Linked DNA regions of Homo sapiens: region 2 is linked to region 1. The links are chromatin contacts, found by Hi-C or POLR2A ChIA-PET in ENCODE. All regions are on one chromosome and are shown on one strand. Each heading gives the region's core, a stretch centred on a gene start or an enhancer-like site at or near the end of the contact. The rest is flanking DNA. Distances are from core to core; before and after follow the strand shown.

What was found. A loop is a pair of places that touch in the nucleus more often than their neighbours do. ChIA-PET counts read pairs that join two places held with the same protein, here RNA polymerase II (POLR2A). Pooled maps may share reads with other maps.
Region 2: a loop to region 1 is called in a map of heart right ventricle, with 5 times the contacts of the local background. The contact joins the promoter of ABHD16B here to the enhancer-like site in region 1. A Hi-C loop is called at or near these places in 76 of 168 maps with a recorded cell type or tissue (B cell, CD14-positive monocyte, CD4-positive, alpha-beta T cell and 44 more), 37 of 37 single-sample maps with no recorded cell type and 49 of 50 pooled maps. POLR2A ChIA-PET finds 5 or more read pairs at or near these places in 21 of 52 experiments (AG04450, BJ, CD4-positive, alpha-beta T cell and 16 more).

Annotation. Positions count from the first base shown.
Region 1 is chr20:63,790,428-63,793,127 of GRCh38, reverse strand. ZBTB46 (zinc finger and BTB domain containing 46) reads left to right here. Exons shown (of 5, transcript NM_001369741.1): 2 at 2,338-2,700. The coding sequence starts at 2,371. Among named protein-coding and RNA genes, the nearest start is that of ZBTB46-AS1, 16 kb to the left of the region's middle. Within about 2 kb of position 1,357, at least 8 of the 41 ENCODE cell types and tissues checked have a DNase peak (open chromatin) inside an H3K27ac peak, as active enhancers do; they include heart left ventricle, heart right ventricle, ovary and 2 more, where a contact is called at or near this core.
Region 2 is chr20:63,860,238-63,862,937 of GRCh38, reverse strand. It overlaps ABHD16B (abhydrolase domain containing 16B), which reads right to left and starts at 1,440. Exons shown (of 1, transcript NM_080622.4): 1 at 1-1,440. The coding sequence starts at 1,397. ABHD16B-AS1 (ABHD16B antisense RNA 1) reads left to right here. Exons shown (of 2, transcript NR_165314.1): 2 at 1-1,723.

The sequences.
Region 1 (2,700 bases), core at 108-2,607:
CAGGCGGGGGCCTGGTCTTGGCATCTTGGGGGCTTGAGGCCCTTCCTGTAATGGTCAGCGGTCACCGCCGTCACAGCCCTCGTGCCCGGCGGGCAGGAAGTGAAGGGGAGGCTGGGCCCGGTCTTCTGCAGCGCGTCTCCCGGCAGGCAACACCGGCTGTGGGGGCCTGGGAACCCCACACCATCCAAGGAGGGGATGGCCCAGGACCCTGAAGGCAGAGACAGGCACAAAAGCTTCTCTCTCCTTTCTACCTCATCTTCCCGGCCTGTGAAATGTGAGACAGAATAATTACTTTTCTCAGGACATTTTAGGCTGGGCGTGGTGGCTCACGCCTGTAATCCCAGCACTTTGAGAGGCCGAGGCGGGTGGATCATCTGAGGTCAGGAGTTTGAAACCAGCCTGGCCAAAATGGTGAAACCCCATCTCTCCTAAAAATACAAAAATGTCAGCCAGGCGTGGTGGCGGGTGTCTGTAGTCCCAGCTACTCGGGAGGCTGAGGCAGGAGAATGGCATGAACCTGGGAGCGGAGCTTGCAGTGAGCGGAGATCAAACCACTGCACTCCAGCCTGGGGGACAGAGCGAGACTCCGTCTCAAAAAAAAAAAAAGAAGAAAATATTCTGTCATGACTAAGTGAAGGTGTGTATGTCGTAACCAGTCGGAGCCCAGGAGTGTGTGATACAAAACTGCTGAGCCCCCGACCCCGTCCCCCATGAGGGCTGCATGTGGGGGCTCCTTGCCGGAAGGACATGTAATACTCCCACGCTCGCTTAGTTTTCTCCTATTAAACACATTTAGCATTTCAGGTGAGTCCTACTTGACTTATCAGCTGGAGAATGGGGTTTGTAACGGGAGAGACCCAACCACTGTTTCTTTCCCAGGCAGGGCTGTGGGGTGAACGTGTCCCCTTACGATTTGTCTGTGGAAGTTCTAGCCCCCTAGGACCCCAGAATGTGACCTTATTGGAAACAGGGTCACTGTGGATATGATTAATTAAGATGAGGCCGTGGGGGTGGGCCCCTACTCCCGGACGACTGGTGTCCTTGTGAAAGGGTGACATTTGGACACAGACGTGCACACCGGGAGAAGCCGTGTTGAGACAGAGGCAGAGCTCGTGCGATGCCTCCACACAGAACGCCGGCTGGGGGAGGGGCTGGAACAGGCACCAGCTCGGCCGACATCCTGATTCTGGACTTGAGAATACGTTTCTGTTGTTTGAGCCTCCCAGGCTTGATAGGGCGGCCCCAGCAGACGAGAACAGGCGGAGGACTCACATCCCTGAGTCTAAGGAGAGACAGGAGAGACTCCGGGACGGGGTGTACCCAATTCAGAAATGATTCTGTGTGTCCTGTGACTCTGTGAGGCAGGGCTGTCTTCTGATGAGGGGGACCCAGAGACCAGTCGTGTCTCAGACGTCCAGGGCGCTGGCAGCCGCAGGGCCTGAGCTCCCTCCTGCCCTGTCCCAGTGCTGGGCAGGGACCCAGGCCTAAGCCAGGAAGCCTCCCTCCTCCAGAAGACTTCAGCTCGTTTGAGCTCAGAGTTTTGGAAATTTTCAGGACTAAGGCTATGAATGCTTTAATTCCTTATTCTGTGGTTTTTTGTGTAAGAAGTTTTTTTTTTTTTTTTTTTTTTTTGAGATGGAGTCTCGCCCTGTCGCCCAGGCTGGAGTGCACTGGCGCGATCTCGGCTCACTGCAGGCTCCGCCTCCCGGGTTCACGCCATTCTCCTGCCTCAGCCTCCTGAATAGCTGGGACTACAGGCTCCCGCCACCATGCCCAGCTGCTTTTTTTGTATTTTTAGTAGAGACAGGGTTTCACCATGTTGGCCAGGATGGTCTCGATCTCCTGACCTTGTGCTCCACCCTCCTCGGCCTCCCAGATTGCTGGGATTACAGGCATGAGCCACCGCGCCCAGCCTGGAAGTTTTATTCTTTTTCCTTAAGAATGTTTCTTCAAGCGTGAGGGATGGCCACAGTGTAGGTCATTTAACCGAGTTCTCAGTTTGGGTAAGAGTTGCTCAGCCACGGCTGGGTGTTCTCATCGTTCCTGGGATATGCCAGTTGCCGTATGTGGGATTCTGTTCAGAACCCCATTAGCCTCGAGCACGGAAACACGTGGCAGACGTCCCACCCTGGACGCACTGGTGCCCTCCGGTGTTTGCTGCCCTGCTTCAGGCGGAGACACAGGCCTCCCGCTGCACACCTGTGGATGGGCTCTCGCGTGGGTCGTCCTCCCACTGGCCGCACTCTGTGCCCCATGGCCCTCCTGCGCCCCGCCCGGCGTCCTCTCACGGCCTCTGTCTGTGCTGAGCTTGGGTAACTCTTGTTCTTACCTCCACAGAGTCTGTAGAAGAGGCGACACCAGGGCTTCCAAATGAACAACCGAAAGGAAGATATGGAAATCACGTCCCACTACCGGCACCTGCTGCGGGAGCTCAACGAGCAGAGGCAGCACGGCGTCCTGTGCGACGTCTGCGTGGTCGTGGAGGGCAAGGTCTTCAAGGCGCACAAGAACGTCCTGCTGGGCAGCAGCCGCTACTTCAAGACGCTCTACTGCCAGGTGCAGAAGACGTCGGAGCAGGCCACGGTCACGCACCTGGACATCGTCACGGCCCAGGGCTTCAAGGCCATCATCGACTTCATGTACTCAGCGCACCTGGCGCTCACCAGCAGGAACGTCATCGAGGTGATGTCAGCCGCCAGC
Region 2 (2,700 bases), core at 191-2,690, 70 kb before region 1:
GGCAACTGAAACTCCTCAGGCTCCAGAGGGCTGAAGTGAGTCGCCTCCACGTTCTTGAGGTGCTTCCGAGCCAGGAACAGTGCGAGGCGCCGGCGCCGCCGCGAGCTCAGGCCCTGGCCCACCAGCCATGGGAAGGCGGGTCCGTGTGGCCCCAGGGCCTCCTCGCCCTCCAGCTCCTCTTCGCAGCGTGCACGGTAGGAGCGCAGCAGCGCCAGGCACCAGTCCTCGTCCACGCGGTAGCGTGCATAGAAGGCGGCCTCCTGCGCCAAGCTGCCAGCGCGCAGCCAGCGGGTGACGACGGCGCGGCCCTCTCGCGCCATCACGACGGGGTAGCGGTGCTCCAGCAGGCGCAGCAGCAGCTCATTGCCCCGGTTGCCCTCCACGTCACCAGGTGACAGGGGGCGCAGGCGGCCCGAAGTGCTGACCACGTCATCCTGCGTGCGTCGGAGCAGCAGCACCGGCCCCGGGTAGCAGCACAGCTGCTCGGCCACGTTGAGGTTGAAGTGCTCGCGCACGGTGCGCACCACCAGCCCCTTCCAACTGTGGGGCATGACCTTCAGCGCCAGCGGCACAAGGTCGTCGAAGGTGGCGTCCAGCACCAGTGCACCCAGCTCCGGGTAGGTCATGGTGGCCCAGGTGGCCGTGAAGCCGCCAACAGACCAGCCGTAGACCACCAGGTGCGCGGGCGGGAAGTGCAGGCGGTGCAGTGCGTACTCGACCACCACGTCCATGGCGTTGGCGTCGTGCTGAGGGAAGGGCACGCCAGTGCTGCTGCCGAAGCCGGGGTGGTTCCAGCCCAGCACGGAGTAGCCGGCCTCGAGCGGTGCAGACAGACAGCCCATCTCGTAGAAGCCCGCGTTGCCTTCGCAGCAGATGACGAGGCGCGGCCCGTGCACGTGGCTGCCCGGGTGCTGGCGGCGGTCCATGAACATAGTGTCGATCTCGTTGCCGTCACAGGCCACCAGCTTGGCGCGCCGGCCGTGGTAGCGCTCCACGAGGCGCTCTTGGCCCTGCTGCAGCAGCGGCAGCAGCGCGCGCGTCATCAGGGACACGGAGCCGGGGTACACGAGCCAGCGGCCCAGCGAGTGGGCCAGCGCGTAGCTAGCGAGCTGGCCGGGCAGCTCGCGGAGCTGCTGCAAGAGGCACTGCGCCTGGCTGCGCGCCCCACGTGGAGGCCGCCCCAGCGCATCCCCGCCCAGCGTCTCGTCCCGCAGCAACCACACGCCCGCCGCGGCTGCCGCGCAGGTCAGCGCCCGGTGGCTGCTGCTCCGGCCCACGGCGCGCACGTCATCCCAGCGGAAGGCCACGGGCCAGCCGCGGAATGGGTAGGTGTAGCTGGCGGTCAGGTAGATCTTGAACACGCGCACCAGCGCCTTCACGAAGCAGATGACGCACATGAGCGGTGGCCCTAACGCCCAGCCGCTGGGCCGGGATCGCCGCGAGAGGCACAGGGCAGTCTTAGGGGATACCGGCTCCCGGACAAGCCCTGATGGCCTTTGTGACCTGGCCTTCCAGGGCGGAGGGAAGGCTGCATCCTGTTGCTAGGTGATGGGTGCACAAAGGGTTCCCAGAGATGATGAACCCAAGGTTCTGCCCGTCCCCCGCCTTCGCCAAGACCCCACCAGCTAAACGCTCCCAGGCCCAGCTTTCCCACCCATGATTTGAGCAGCTACTGTCTCCCTCTTTCTTCCTTATTTATTTATTAAATTGAGATGGGGTCTCACTATGCTGCCTAGGCTGGTCTTGAACCCCTGGGCTCAAGCGATCCTCCCGCCTCCACCTCCCACAGTGTTGGGATTACAGGTGTGAGTCCCTGCACCCCGCCTCCACCTCCCACAGTGTTGGGATTACAGGTGTGAGTCCCTGCACCCCGCCTCCCTCTTCCTTAAATTTAAGATGGACAGCCCCACGGGCCAAAAAGGGACAGCAAGGCCTCCTCCGCCTGTACCAGGCTTGCTGTGGGTCCTGCAAGTTTCCCTTCAGGGTCTGCTGGTTTAAACCTCATCTCCCCAGGACGGCCGGGGTCAGAGACAGGGCTGCTGCTGCACCAAAAAGGCGGTATTTGCTCTCGGCCCGGCCCCTCCTCTCCACACCTTCCTTCTTCGGTGCTGACCAGAAACAAGCCCTCTCCTTTTCTGGATCCTCTTTTCACTGGCTGCCAGCAACAGCAGTGACCTTCTGGGGCGGGTCCTGCCTGGCTGGGGTTCCTCTTTCTCGCTCCTGGGTCGAGCCCCCACTCCCAGGCTGCGCCTCCCTCTTTTCTGGAGAGGTATCTTTTCTCCTGCCCTGGAAAGGGCCAGCCCACCTGAGGGCAGGGTCGGAAGCCGCCTGCCAGGAGGAGCCCCAGGGAAGAGGGCAGCTCCAGGTACTCAACAGCTCCCCAGACCAGAAACAAACATGCTACAATCAGGGAGTTTGGCAAATCCAGCCAGAGCCTCTGAGCCCAGGTGCCAGGCCCGCCTGGGACCCCAGCCTTCTGGGGAAGGGGTAGTTTCAGGCTGAAGCACCCCCTCTCTGCTCTCCTGCTCAGCGTCTGGGTTAGAGGCACTGCCTGACCCTAACAGGCCCCGCCCCTAGTTGGGGGAGTCAGCTGCTGCCTTTAGGGGTTGGGGGACAGAAGACAGGGACCAATTAACAAAGGGAGCGATTTGGGGGGCTATTACCCCCATTCTAGGTTGCCAGATAAAATACAGAATAATA